Linked DNA regions of Homo sapiens: all the other regions are linked to region 1. Evidence: chromatin contacts called from ENCODE Hi-C or POLR2A ChIA-PET data. All regions are on one chromosome and are shown on one strand. The core of a region is the stretch at or near the end of the contact, and the rest is flanking DNA. Distances in the headings are between cores, read along the strand shown. Region 1 holds the start of CLIP1-AS1 (CLIP1 antisense RNA 1). Region 2 holds the start of VPS37B (VPS37B subunit of ESCRT-I). Region 3 overlaps MLXIP (MLX interacting protein).

Region 1 (4,871 bases), core at 1,767-4,266:
GTTCTTACGAGTAAAATGTCTCTGCTTTTATAAAAATATAGTACTTTAATTATTCACATTATAATGCTTTTTGTGATATAAAGCATTTCAATCTTAGAGGCTCGTCCTTAAAATTAATTTTTTTTTTTTTTTTAAGGTGGAGTCTCATTCTGTCGCCCAGGCTGGAGTGCAGTGGCGTGATCTCGGCTCACTGCAACCTCCACCTCCAGGGTTCAAGCTATTCTCCTCAGCCTCCCAAGTAGCTGGTATTACAGGCGCCTGCCACCACGACCAGCTAATTTTTTTTTTTTTTTTTTGTATTTTCAGTAGAGACAGGGTTTCACCATGTTGGCCAGGCTGGTCTCAAATTCCTGACCTCTGGTGATCCGGCTGCCTTGGCCTTCCGAAGTGCTGCGATTACAGGCATGAGCCACCAAGCCCAGTCCCTTAAAATTAATTTATTTGAGGAATTTACTTGGCCAAGATGATTCAAAGCTCTAAGCAAAGTTTTTATCTGTTTGCCACTGTATTACATAAAATAAGCTTGCCACTATACCATATAAGCCCACTTATTTCAGTGGCTGAAACTGATAAGTTAATTTTCTTTTTTTTTTGTTTTTTTTTGAGACGGCGTCTCACTCTGTTGCCCAGGCTGGAGTGCAGTGGCACAATCTTGGCTCACTGCAACCTCTGCCTCCTGGCTTCAAGCGATTATCCTGCCTCAGCCTACTGAGTAGCTGGGATTACAGGCATGCGCCTCCACTCTCGACTAATTTTTATATTTTTTTTTTAGTAAAGATGGGGTTTCACCATGTTGGCCAGGCTGGTCTCGAACTCCTGACCTTGTGATCGGACTGCCTCCCAAAGTGCTGGGATTATAGGTGTGAGCCACCATGCGTGGCCGATAAGTTGATTTTCAGTTTTGGAAAAGTTTAGGATACATATTTACTGATGGGAAAATGGGGAGAGGTGATTCAGGTGTCTAGACTTCTTTCTTCCTTTTTTTTTTTTTTTTTTTTTTTTTTGGAGATGGAGTCTGGCTCTGTCGCCCAGACTGGAGGGCAGTGGTGTGATCTTGGCTCACTGCAACCTCTGAGATTACAGGCGTGCACCACTATGCCCGGCTAATTTTTGTATTTTTTTGTAGAGAGAGGTTTTTGCCATGTTGCCCAGGCTGGTCTCAAACTCCTGACCTCAGATGATCCACCCACTTTGGTCTCCCAAAGTGCTGGGATTACAGGCATGAGCCACACGCCTGAACTCTTCCATCTTTTGATTCTGTTGTCTTCAGTACATGCTTTCGAGGTTGCTGGGCTTGTCTCCATCAAGCCATCAGAAGGGCAAAGAGCATGGGGGATTGTACACAGTAGGTTCCTCTGGGCTAGGCCTAGAGTGGCACATGCCTCACACACTTATTCCACTGGCTAGAACTCAGTCACGTGATCATACTGAACTGTAGCGGGAGCTGGGAAATATGGTGTGAATCCAGGAAGAAAAAGAGGCCAGGCACGGTGGCTTACGCCTGTAATCCCAGCACTTTGGGAGGCCAAGGTTGGTGGATCGCTTGCACCCAGGAGTTCAAGACCAGCCTAGGCAACATGGTAAAACCCCATCTCTACAAAAAAAAAAAAAAAAAAAAAAAAAATTTGCCGGGTGTGGTGGTGTCTGCCTGTAGTCCCAGCTACTTGGGAGGCTGAGGTGGAAGGATGGCTGGAGTCTGGGAGGTCAAGGCTGCCATGAGCCATGAGTGCATCACTGCAGTTCAACCTGGGCAACAGGGCAAGACTCTGCCTCAAAAAAAAAAAAATAAACAACAACAAAAAAGTCTTGGTGAACAGCTAGCCACCCTCTCCCCCTCTCCATATGTATTCACTTCCATCCTGGCTTGGCTGTACTGCACTCTTGTTTCTGTGGAGAAAGCAGCTCAGTAGAGTCTGTTTCTTCACTCTTTCGGTTGAAGCCGTTTTACTGTGGCTCAAAAGAATTTTTTTTCTGCCTGTGAAATTAATTATACCTGTTCATTAAATAAAATTTCTATAGACCCAAGAAAACACAGATAAAAATTACCAGTGATTCCATTGAGATAATTGTTCTGAGTCCCTGTTACAGTTCCCTTCAATTTCAGAATTTTTAAGCACTTAGAAATAATAAAATGTCACTAATTCTTACTCTGTGCTGGCTTGCAAACTTCAAAACTCTTAAGAGGGAGGAAACAACAGCCTGGCCATTTTGCCTTTTCCTCACAAAGATACACAGGGCTATTCCGGAGCTGTCCCGAGGCTTTATTCTTCTGGCATTTTCAAAATGACTTAGACATCTTAATCTCCACTTCTCCTTAGTAAACAGGGTAAATATTGGGGCTGGTGAACTCAATAGTTTATTAGGATGGCAAGGGTAACATTTTAAGTTTATGATTTATTTTCTACTCAGTTATCAGGATTCTTTTTTCTTTCCTTTTTCTTTTTTTTTTTTTGAGATGGAGTCTTGCTCTATCGCCAGGCAGGAGTGCAGTGGCACGATCTCGGCTCACTGCAACCTCCACCTCCCAGGTTCAAGAGATTCTCCTGCCTCAGTCTCCCAAGTAGCTGGGACTACACGCACGCACCACCATGCCCAGCTAATTTTTGTATTAGTAGAGACGGGGTTTCACCATGTTGGCCAGGGTTGTCTCTATCTCTTGACCTCATGATCAGCCTGCCTTGGCCTCCCAAAGTACTGCGATTACAGGCGTGAGCCACCACGCCTGGCGGGGATGCTTAAATGTAGCCCAATCCTCCAGTAAAGAATACTAAGAAAAAGTGTTTGGAACCGAACCAAAATAAAAACTTGCGTACCAGAAGTTTGCAGGTAATACAGATATGCGTACATGACTGGTGTTCAGCTATTTAGGTGGACTTGCTTGTCTCTGCTTACCTGTGTTGCTGATGCTGGTCAGCAGTGGAGAAAACTGAGATTAGATGCTGCTAATCTCAGATGGGAGGATAATTTCTTAGGAGGAAGGACATTTCTTGAGTCATCAGCTCCAGATTCCTTTAAAGTGGTGAGGCTTCAGCCCAGAGGGCGACTAACATGAGAATTCCTGTTTGTGAGGTCATTGTCATGACCTCATAGCCAGGCTGTTCAAAATGTTTGCCCAGCTTCTGGCAGGATATGAGCTGATGCCTGCCCCGATTCTACAGACACCATGAGGTACTATTTTCATATTCTAGATTTGTGTTGATTTTCTTCAACTTCTTATAGATAAAAAGTAAAGACATTGACACCAGGCCCTCTTTATTTTGCTGAAAGAGATCGTATAATGATGAGAAAATTATTGTGAGTATCCTCTGGCAGGACTTTTAAAGGCAGAAAACTCCACAGTTGAATAGAAAGTGTTTTTACTGTGTGTACGTGATTAGTCAGTAGCTCTATTTGCTACGGAATTTACTATCCATTTTTTCTGCAAATAAACATAAAGTTTTTTCTTCTGTGAAAAAGTAACAGTTTGAAATGATTAGACTAGGTTATCAGTGGCAGAAATTCTTTATGACCCAGAGGTCTCAATTCAGATGCATCACAATCGAGAAGTTGTCACCATCTGTTTTTGATTATTTTGCCTTGTGCTGTTTATACCTGTTTCAGTTGGAGTTGGAAGAAAAGGTGTTGGTTCGTACAGATATTCAGAAAGCTAGTCTCTGAGGGTTAATATTAACTTTTTAAAGGATTGTCCTTCTTTTTTTTTATTTTTGAGCCGGAGTCTCATGCTGTCGCCAGACTGGAGTGCAGTGATGCAATCTCGGCTCACTGCAACCTCCGCCTCCTGGGAGCTGGGATTACAGGCGCGCACCACCACACCCAGCTAATTTTTGTATTTTTAGTAGAGATGCGGTTCCACCATGTTGGCCAGGATGGTCTCGATCTCCTGATCTCGTGATCCGTCCACCTCGGCCTCCCAAAATGCTGGGATTACAGGCATGAGCCACTGTGCCTGGCCTAAAGGATTGTCCCTTTAAGTAAATAAAAACTTAGAAAACCCTGTGTTTCTGTATTCTGGGTGCAAACACTTGATAAATTGTCCCTTTCCATCTTTTTTTTTTTTTTTTTTTTTTTTGAGACAGCGTCTCACTGTGTTGCCCAGGCTGGAGTGCAGTGGCGAAATCTTGGCTCACTGCAACCTCCGCTTCCCGGCTTCAAACGATTCTCGTGCCTGAGCCTCCAGAGTAACTGGGATTATAGGCACGTGCCACCACGCCCAGCTGATTTTTTTGTATTTTTAGTAGAGACGGGGTTTCACCATGTTGGCCAGGCTGGTCTCAAACTCACCTCAAGTGATCCGCCCGCCTCAGTCTCCCAAAGTACTGGGATTACAGGCGTGAGCCACCACGCCCGGCCCCTTTTCATCTTTTATTTAAGTAATGCAGTACGTAAACAATGGAACTTTTTTCTAAGTTTGACTGTGAGTTTAAGTGGAGAGATGATGCACCACCTCCCAAATAATAATTTTCTTATTGCTTTGCACCCATAAAGCATGTCAGTGTCAGAGAGACATCACATCCTGTTTTTTGAAGTAGACTGTGCTTTTAAAAGCATTGCCCTGTGTGTTCTCTGTTTTTCCCCCTCCGAAACAGTCACATGTCCCTATTTTCTTAAATACATAAAACCTAGAATCTTTTTTTTTTTTTTTTTTGGAGACAGAATCTCACTCTGTCACCCAGGCTGGAGTGCAGTGGTCTGATCTCAGCTAACCACAACTTCTGCCTCCCAGGTTCAAGTGATTCTCCTGGCTTAGCCTGCTGAATAGCTGGGACTACTGGTGCGCACCACCACACCCGGCTAATTTTTGTAGTTTAGTAGAGATGGGGGTTTCACCTTGTTGTCCAGGCTGGTCTCGAACTACTGACCTCAGGTGATCT
Region 2 (4,871 bases), core at 678-3,177, 500 kb before region 1:
TGGGGTGGCGAGTGCCTGTAGTCCCAGCTACTCGGGAGGCTGAGGCAGGAGAATAGCGTGAACCTGGGAGGCAGAGCTTGCAGTGAGCTGAGATTACACCACTGCACTCCAGCCTGGGCGACAGAGCAAGGTTCCGTCTCAAAAAAAAAAAAAAACAAAACAAAACAAACAAAAAAAAACCTTTAGCTTACGGATTATATGAAACATTTCTTTTGGCCGGGCGGGGTGGCTCAGGTCTGCAATCCCAGCACTTTGGGAGGCTGAGGTGGGCGGATCACTTGAGGTCAGGAGTTCGAGACCAACCTGGCCAACATGGTGAAACCCCATTTCGACTAAAAACACAAAAATTAGCTTGGCGTGATGGCGCATGCCTGTAGTCCCAGCTACTTGGAAGGCTGAGGCAGGAGAATCGCTTGAACCCAGGAGGCGGAGATTGAGGTGAGCTGAGATCGCACCACTGCACTCCAGCCTGGACGACAGAGCAAGACTCTGTCTCAAAAAATAAAAAAAGCAATAGTTCCTCTAACTTTCATCATTTTTCTGCAAACACGAGCCCTTAGTACAACGGGCTGGAAGGAGAGAAGAGGTTGGCAGAGCCCAGCCTAACGTATGGATGGAGAACACAGACCTTATGTTTTACCCATGGAGTTGCAGAAGAATCAGCTTTATACACAAAGCCCCTAAGTCTGCCGATAAGCATTTGCTGAATGCCTCGACTGTGTTCAGAGCTGAGTTATGAGACGAGGTCAGTGTGTTATGATGCCAGCGTGGTGGACGCCAGACTGGGAGCCAGGAGACCTGCCAATTACTTGATTTTCAGAAACAAAGCAAAAGCCCAAAAAATTTCCCCTTCTCAGGGCTTCAGTTCCCTTATGTGTAAAATTAGGGGGCTGTCATGGTTAACCTCAGCCTTAGGTTTCTTCTAACTAGAACTGTGACAGATTCCAAAGTAGGATAATGAGTTCCCAGGCTCCTGGATCTTAAGAGGCTTCCCGGTAGCTGAGAGACTGAGAGCGACTGCACCCTAAATCGTGTTGTTTCTGAAAGAGCACAGGTTGGCCCACCTGGATGTCTGGGCACCTTCCTCTGAGGTGATGCAAAGGGGCCACTCAATGGGTCCTTGCTCAAAATGCTCCAGCCTTACTGGCCTTCTTCCCATTCCTGAATGCACCAAGTTAGTCCTGTCCCAGGGCCTTTGCACGTGCTGGTTTTGCTGCCTTGAGCTTCCTACAGGAATGGTGGCTGGTTCCTCCCTTCTCATCCTTCACATTTCCTTAGACGCCACCTTCTCCGAAAGTGCCATCTCTTACTACCCTAAAGGTCTTTTTATTTTCTTATTTCAGTGTCCATTCCCTTATTTGTGATCGCCTAATTATTTTACTTATTTCTTGTTTTGTTTGCGTCCTCTTTCATTCTGTTAGCTCCATGTAAGCAGGGGTCCGTTTTGCTTTATTCAGAACTGTATACTCAATGCCCAGTACAGAGTAGGTCTCAAAACATATTTGTTAAATGAATGACGTGGCAGCTCCACAATTCCAAGTAACCAATGACACCTAAAGTTGTTTCCCCATGAAGTCTCTGTCTTTTGGGTTCCGTGCATCGGGCTGGGCTCACAGGCTGCGGGAACTTCCTTCCCACTGCCTGTTTTCCTTGGATCGCGGTATCTCTCTTCCTGGAGGAAAAAGGCTCTTATGACCTCATGGCGCGCTCTCCCGAGCCGCAGTGACGTCATTAATGCGCTCACGCGTCACAGCCCAATCATAGGGCCCTTCCCCTCCCTTTAGAAGTCCCGACTGTCCCTGACACATTCCACTCCAAGCGAGCCGCGACACTTACGTCACGTCCGCCCGCCCGCGCGGTGATGACGTCACGACCCAGGGCTGGCGTCACGTGTCCCCCCCGCGGGGGGCGGCCCTTGAGGGCGGCGCTTCCGGTCGGCGGAGCCTGGTGGCCGCAGCGGCGGTGGCGACGACGGCCGAGACGTGGGGATGGCGGGCGCCGGGAGCGAAGCCCGGTTCGCCGGGCTGTCGCTGGTGCAGCTCAACGAGCTGCTGGAGGACGAGGGCCAGCTGACGGAGATGGTGCAGAAGATGGAGGAGGTGAGCCGAGCTGGGCTTAAGGCGGCGGCTGTGAGGCCTCGAGCGGGGTTCGCTCCTCGAACGGTGGCCGGAGGCGGAGGCGACCGCGGCGCCTCCGGTCGTGTTGAGGGGACTGGGCTAGAAATGGGGGCGCTTGGGGCGGGGTGCGGGAGCCAGGGAACCGCGACTGGTGCTTAGGCAGGAATAGGGGGCCTGAGAGGGGGTTTGAGGCACTGAGGGGACCGAGACTAGGGCGGAGGCGGGAAAAAGGGTCCTGAGACGGGGCTTGGGGAGCCGATTGGGGGTCCTGAGACAAGGTTTTGTGGGGCTGAGGACTTAAGGCTGGGTCTGAAGACTTAAGGCTGGGTCTGAAGTGGAGATTAGGGAGCCTGGAATGGGAATTTGGGGATTAGAGTGCTATCGTTGGGTCTAGGCGGAAGAGGACGGAACTGGGGGGATCTGAGATTGGTTTGGTCGGAGGAGCGGGGAGAGTAATAAGGGCTGAGTCGGAGGCGAGGATTAGGGGTGACTGAGGGGGACCAAGAGCTAGATCTGGTAGAGGTTGGGGGGTTTCCTTTGAGAGGAAAGGTTGGGGACAACCAGGGGGACTGAGGCAGCTATAGGGGATCAGAGTAGGTTTTGGGGGACTGAGTGGACTATCCAAATAGGACTCTTAGGAGAGGATTGAGGGTTCCAAGATGGGTTCGGGAGGCTGAGGGTCTGTAGCTGAGTCTATGAGGTGGTTCTGAGGCTCTTTAAGGGTTGGGCGAGGGTCCCCAGCCCAGGGTTTGGAGGCAGGAGTCCATGGTCATACCATAGCCAGGGTAAGGTTTGAAGGTTCCATGTATCTAAGGGGTCCCAATAATGCCCCTGGAGTCTGACTTCTTTTGAAGTGGCCCCAGCAGAGTTACGGGAGTTCGTGGATGGGCCTAAGGGTGGCGACAGGATACGTTTTTCTGTAAGGGTTGCCCCCTCCACCGAGGAAGGGAAGGTGGGAAATTTAGTGTGGCTGGCTTTGTACCACTGCGTCCCACGTGTCTGGGACTAAGGAAGGTTCCTGGAGCAGTTTCAGGAAGAAGTTAAAATGGGGGTTTGGGGCTGGCTGCCAACCCTCACCTCTGAGAGTCAAGCCTTGCCCAGCCCCTGGAAGGCATGTGCCAGCTCCTGTTTCTGGTTATCTTCCTTCACACCTTGAGGTGTGGTTTGCTCTCGGGTAACTGACTTCATCCTTGCAGATTTGCAGTGTGTGCTCCCTTTCTCTCAACCCATTTGGACTCATTCTCGGAAAGTCTGATCTTTTGGGTCTGGTTCTCCTCCAGGCAGGTGGGCCCAGGCTAATCCCAGCTCTTCCTGGCCCACCTACCACTCCTTTATGTCTCTGAAGTCTGAGCCTTCCCACGCCTACAGTGCTGAGCCTCTCACCCAGGAGCCCGTGTGGGGGCTTTTGGCTTTCTTTCCGAAGAGGGATTGTTCAGCACCAAGCCAGCCCCCTTAAAAGAGAGCTTGTATGGAGGTTGCACATTCAAAATCCCTGGAAAACCCTCAACAGATCATTGTCCGGAGCTACAGAGAGGCCACTGTAGTAAGATGGTATCAGTCTTTCCATTAATACACCCCTTGTATTCATGGGCTTTGTAACTTGACACATAATAACGTTGCTCCAAGATGCAGTGTACCCCGTTTATGGTCTCCATGTGGCACCTTCCATTTTGGAGAATAATAAGTGATAAAATCCATCCTTCTTAGCTGAATGAGTTTCATGTCTCCAAAGAAAAAATCTTTGCTTAGTTTCTCTGCTTTTCAGTTGCTGGGAGACCTTTTGTTGATTGTCAGCAGGGTTTTTCTGGTTTAATAATAAAATGATAGGTATATTTTTCTAATGTGTAACACTGCCTACAAGTTATTTTGGTATATGTGACTATTCTGTTGCAGTAAGAACTGAGTACTGTAGCTTTGTTGGTGGAACATTAATAGAAATAAACTGCCTTTAGTGGAGGGAAGCTTGTGGAAAGAATCAAGTTCATTCTGTTCACTTGGAGGCTGTTAGGGACAACCTCACCTGTTTCCTCTACCTCAGAACCTGAAGATTATTTTTTAAAGAGAAAGGTAAATTCATCTGGCAGGATTTTTTTTTTTTTTTTTTTTTTTTGAGTAAAAGTGACCTTCATACCTGAATACCCAAGAGAAGTATTGAGGCCTGAGCGACTCCACTTGATAAGCCTGCATAGTTCACATTAAATTACTCAGCAGTAGTTTGCTTTTCTGGGTGTAGTGCTTTTAAAACAAGGAAACAACTTGAAAACCAAAATACCTTAGCTCACCTAGCGAGGATCACTGTCAATCCTGTCGTCCTGGTCATGTGTGGTGTGCCTTTCTCGGAATGGGTGTAATGTGAACCGAAATTTTTGGTCATGGTAGTTTCACTCATCTGGTAATGCTATGCATTGGCTTATGTTGGGGGTAATTGTGAGACACAATAGAAGAAAATATTTTATGAACTGTTGACCAAATGGAACATTTGTGATGGCGTGTTAAAGAACATTCTGGTTTTGGAATCACACACTCCAGACTGGACTTGGCCGCTTCCCAGCTGTGTGATTGCAGGCAAGTCACTTCACCTGCCTGAGTATCTGTTGGAAAAGGATAATATGACAGTAATACCTATTTCATAGAGTGAGGATCAGGTGAGATGATGCCTATTAGTACTTAACACAGCCCATCAGTAGGGCTCAATAAAAAGTAATTGCAATAATTAATCACTTATATTAATAGTTCTCTTTTTGAAAGATGACT
Region 3 (4,871 bases), core at 1,308-3,807, 300 kb after region 1:
TAGCCCGGGGACATAGTCTGCCCTGTTGATTGAGTTTACTTATTTGCCAGATTTCAAAAATGAGAATATATTATAATTTTTTGAAGAGTTGAGGATCTTTGCCCTTTCACAAGATTTGCAGATAATTTCTATTACACATACAAGTTAATCTGGTGAACAACATTCACTGATGTAACTGGCTAATAACTGGCTAATAATGGCTTCGGAGTATTCTGTAAAAGGAGTCTGTATGTATACCATTATCTCACAATTATCTGGAGCTTAATTTAGTTATCCAGAAGTAAGTAAAAGTAATTCAAGATAGATAACAAAGGTCTGTGCACTTGACTCAGAGGAGAGTCTCTAAACCCTCACTAAGTTAATTACCCTTGTTTTACACTCAATTTAACAAGTTATGCAAACCAATAGAAAATGGGAGACACCAGACAAAAAGGGAAACTCACTGCTGAGCAAGTGACAGCCAAAAGCCTAGAGGAGATGATCATTCAAGTTGAAAACCTAACTCATGAGAAAGTCTGGGACTGTTGAACAGAGAATTCAATATACCTTAACAATGAAAGATTACCACAATAATGCAATAAATAATATTCAAAAATATGTTTCTAAATAATCAAAAGTTATGTTCAATATGTTCAAGAAAGCAGCAAAAATGAGTATGCATTTGAGACAGATTTCTACTTCCCATTAAAAATGGTTAATTTTGTAAAAGAGATGATTAAACAAAATAAACAGTGATCTAGAAAACTGGTTAATATCAAAGGAAGCTCTATTCCTTAAGAGAGGGGCAAATTAGGTATTTTTACAAACACATTTTAATAGCAAGCCAACCTTAATCCCATAAAACTCAAAGGACTGACCTAAAGAAGTCATTTTAGATCCATTCACAGATTCTTCTGTGCTCCTCAAATGGTACCACAGAGGTGCTTCCCAAGTCAGTCTGAATAACTAACCCTGTAGATAAGGTCATTTCATCTTGCCACCTGACCACCCAGCTCTGTTCACCAGGTCTACACTCCTCCTGCACTGCAGCTCCATCTTTGAGAAAAAAAAAACACTTGAACTTGGCTGTCTGGGGCAGAGACCTGACATGTTTTTGCACTCTGCATTTCCTCCTTCCTGGCTCTTCAAATGTCGGGGTATAACCACACTGCACTTGGAGAGCTATTGATTCAAATGCAGAGAAACGAAGTTCCTGACTTGGGGAGGAAATGTAGTCTCCATCTTCTCACTACAAACACCTTTCCATGTGAGCCGCCTCCACCCTCCCACCCACCAAGGGAGTTCTCCTAATGCCCTAAACTCCTTCAGGGCTGGGATTTCCACAAATATATTTGGATATGAGGACTATTCCTCATATAGCCACACAAATAGGAAACCAAGGAGGCGCAGAGGTAGGACAATGCAACCTAAGTTGGCATCAGAAAGCCAAAGCCCTGAGGCTCTGCTCCTCCCCCTGAGGGAGTTCAGCAGAGGAACTGTTCTCTCTTGCTGGTTATTTGTAGCCTGAGGCATCATACACATGATAGGGACAGACATCAGACCAAAAAGGTCATTGGGGAAATCAGCCCGGGCTGCAGGGACAGCAGGTGGGGAACCTGACCACAGCAGGCGGTCTCATGTCTGGAACAGGCTAGGGCCAAGTGAGGCTGGGGCCACCAGTGCGCAGCACGATGCCTGGAAGGGCAATGCCCCCAGGGCATTACCAAGAGGCAAGGCTGGCTGCAACAGCTGGGGTCCAGGATGCCCGCTGGCTGCCAACAGCTGGGGTCCAGGATGCCCTCTGGACCAAGAGACAGCAATCTGCTTTGCAATAGTTTGGTTTTTGTGTTTGTTTGTTTTGGGGTTTTGTTTTGGTTTGTTTTGGTTTTTTTGGAGACATGGCCTTGCTCTGTTGCCTAGGCCAGCTGAAGTGCAGTGGCACGATCATGGTTCACTGCAGCCTCAAACTCCCCAGCTGACGCCATCCTCCTACTTCAGCCTCCCAAGTAGCTGGGGCCACGGGCACATGCCACCATGACTGGCTAATTTTTTAAATAATTTTTGTAGAAGATCTTGCTATGTTGCCCAGGCTGGTCTTACACTCCTGGGCTCAAGTGATCCTCCCGCCTTGACCTCCCAAAGTGCTGGGATTACAGGCGTGAGCCACCACGCCCAGCTGCTCTGCAGTAGTTAACTCACTGTCCTAAGACGCTGTTCCCGCTGCTCCTGCTGAGCAGGGAGGCAAAGGGAAGTGGTTTCTTCTCTGGAACCAGTGGTCCTCCTCCCAGCCCACCCCCAGGATCAGCAGCAGAGGTGGAAGAAGAGAAGCCAATTTCAGAGCACCGGAGCGACGCAAACCACACCAACTGGCACTTTATTCAAAACAATGATGGCTTTGTCAAGCACAGCCCAAGAGCCAGCTGAAAAACCTGCCCTTCCCTCCTAATTTCTACCCTCAAGTCCCCGTGACTTTGAGGCACCATGTTAAAAAGGAGGAAAAAAATTACACAGAAACCAACATCAGCCAACCCATGTGACCTGACAGAAGGCAGGCCAGCTGCCCTTCCAGGATGACACATTGCTGGAGCTGGCTGTTCTGCAGCCATGGGTCGCCTACTGGGCAGCTCAAGCTCCCAGGACACATTTAAGTCTCACTGATATATTTCCAGTGATCCCAGCCAACAAAGAACAAAGAACTGAAAGAGCGCTGCTGTGTCAATCTTCCAGTCGTCTGGGAGGGCAGCACACCCCAACCTCAATCTGAGTTGCTCAGCGGGGGTGGCTGCTCCCCATCTTTCCAAGAACCTAAAAGCTGCTGCCCCAGGGCCCTCTAGGACAGGGAACAGAAGGAAAATCTCTCTGTGGGGAAGAAGTGGGGGGCACCGGAAGAATAGATGACATTATTTCTCACACCACACCCTGCCCTGCTCGCTTCATCCCTATTTTACCAATCAGGGTCAGTCATCTCCAACACCCCACAAACACACCCATAGCTCCAAGGAGCCAGCAACAAGCACACAAACAAAGATAAGCAAACAAACTTATCAGGCGCAGCGCAGCTGGCTCCACACAGGCCCTGCCAGCTCCTCTGCAAATACAGTCTCTGGTAGGCTGCCCTGAGAAGGATCTGAAGGAGGCCGTGCATAGCACCAGTGAGCTTACCTACCTGCTGGCTCACAGTACTGTGAAAGGTCAAGGCCAAGGCCAGGCCAGAGCTGAGCTGCTAACTGGGTTCTTTGCTTCCCTATGGACAAAGCCTTCTGCCAAGGTTTCTTGTGGGGAGGGGGAACCCATGGATTCCAAAACTAAAGGGAAACAGAGACTGGCCCAATAGATAAGGGAGCAGCCTGGGAGAGTAGGGAGCTGGGAGCAGGCATTCCACCGGGCCAGGAAATGGAGCCCTCAGTAAGGAACTCTCAGCAAGAACACAGCAGGGGGATGGTGGGCAGTGTGGGGACACCGGCCTTCACACAGCTGGGCCTGAGCAATTTTAATTAATTAATTACTTTTTTTTTTTTTTAGAGGCAGGGTCTCACTCTGTCACCCAGGCGGGAGTGCAGTGATCATAGTTCAGCAGCCTCCAACTTCTGGTCTCAAGAGATCCTCCCGCCTCAGCCTCCTGAGCAGCTGGGACTACAGGTGTGAGCCACCACACCTGGCTAATTTTTTAGTTTTTGTAAAAATAGGGTCTCGTTATGTTGCCCAGGATGATATGGAACTCCTGGGTTCAAGTGATCCTCCCACGTCAGCCTCCCAAAGTGCTGTGATTACAGGCGTGAGCCACCAAACCTGGCCCTGGTTATGTTTTAAAATTAAGGCTGGGTGCAGTGGCTCACACCTGTAGTGAGGCCAGGGTGACAGGACTGCTTAAGCACAGGGGTTCAACGCTGCAGTGAGCTGTGATCACACCATTGCACTCCAGCCTGGGTGACAGAGCGAGACCCTGTCCGCCCAAAAAAAACACCCATAACCAAAGTCCTCATGCCTTCGGCCAAAAGCTCCTCTGCCGAGCACTCTTCTGACAATGCAAGTGTTAGGACAGACAGGCCCACGGAAGCACCACAAGCGAGCAGCTGAGAAGCAAGGCTGCCAAGCCAGACAGCGGCATCTCCGGACTCAATCTGACAAAAAATACTTAAATCATTTTTCAGAGCGTTGAGTCAGCTCTTCCTTCCATGTACCAAGTCATTCCCCAGTTTTGTAACTTGCAGGGACATGTACCCGCAGCATTCCAGTTCCACGTGAGAGCTCACGCCAGCTGGGGGGACTCACACCTGGAATCACAACTTTCACAGAGCCTTGCTCTCCCTACCTCAGGCACAACAAACAGCCAAGGGCAGGAGTCACCTCGGGGACACCGCGGTCACAGCCTCGGGGGTCTGTCAGCAGAGCACCACAAGGCATGCAAGCTGCGGCATCAGTCCTGCGGGCATGCTGCTGACTGTGCGTTCTACCCCTGCCCCACAGCAGGCTGCTGGACAAATGTGAAAGCGCAGGAGCTTCCACTCCCGGACTCAGAATAAACAGGCCACCGTTCAGCTCCGCGCCTGCTGACCACCATTCCCCTAGACACACCTGTCCTGGGAGGGTGGGACAGTGGGACAAGGAGGGGTGCCTAAAGTGGTGATAAGAATTGCTGCCATTTTTAGAGACTTGAAAGCTTCCCAGGGTAAAGGCTCCTATCAGGAAGGAGGAGGAAGCAGACATTTTCAGAGAAAGTAGCCAACCAGGGCTATGAAAACAGAGATGAATGGAACAGGGGCCTAGAAACATGGGAGGCGTTATCAAAAACACCAGCGAAATATTCTCGGTGATCAACAGAGAGAGAGAAAATAAATAGTAGTACATCCATACAATGAAATACTATCCAGCCACTAAGAAACACTGCAGAA

Evidence for each region. Hi-C counts contacts between places; a loop is a spot of excess contacts on that map. ChIA-PET counts read pairs that join two places held with the same protein, here RNA polymerase II (POLR2A). Pooled maps may share reads with other maps.
Region 2: a loop to region 1 is called in a map with no recorded cell type, with 3 times the contacts of the local background. The contact joins the promoter of VPS37B here to the promoter of CLIP1-AS1 in region 1. A Hi-C loop is called at or near these places in 1 of 37 single-sample maps with no recorded cell type and 2 of 50 pooled maps. POLR2A ChIA-PET finds 5 or more read pairs at or near these places in 1 of 52 experiments (Caco-2).
Region 3: a pooled map shows a loop between it and region 1 (3-fold over the local background). The contact joins the enhancer-like site here to the promoter of CLIP1-AS1 in region 1. A Hi-C loop is called at or near these places in 1 of 37 single-sample maps with no recorded cell type and 1 of 50 pooled maps. POLR2A ChIA-PET finds 5 or more read pairs at or near these places in 3 of 52 experiments (K562, activated naive CD8-positive, alpha-beta T cell and naive thymus-derived CD4-positive, alpha-beta T cell).

What each region holds. Positions count from the first base shown.
Region 1 is chr12:122,393,687-122,398,557 of GRCh38, reverse strand. It overlaps CLIP1-AS1 (CLIP1 antisense RNA 1), which reads right to left and starts at 3,016. Exons shown (of 3, transcript NR_045382.1): 1 at 2,893-3,016; 2 at 1,853-1,975. The region is part of intron 1 of CLIP1 (CAP-Gly domain containing linker protein 1); the gene reads left to right.
Region 2 is chr12:122,893,180-122,898,050 of GRCh38, reverse strand. It overlaps VPS37B (VPS37B subunit of ESCRT-I), which reads left to right and starts at 1,927. Exons shown (of 4, transcript NM_024667.3): 1 at 1,927-2,099. The coding sequence starts at 1,989. RefSeq lists a silencer at 1,784-1,933 and an enhancer at 2,114-2,263.
Region 3 is chr12:122,096,242-122,101,112 of GRCh38, reverse strand. The region is part of intron 1 of MLXIP (MLX interacting protein); the gene reads right to left. Among named protein-coding and RNA genes, the nearest start is that of MLXIP, 20 kb to the right of the region's middle. RefSeq lists enhancers at 1,846-2,499, 2,500-3,153, 3,905-4,405, 4,406-4,871 and a silencer at 3,008-3,167. Within about 2 kb of position 2,557, at least 32 of the 41 ENCODE cell types and tissues checked have a DNase peak (open chromatin) inside an H3K27ac peak, as active enhancers do.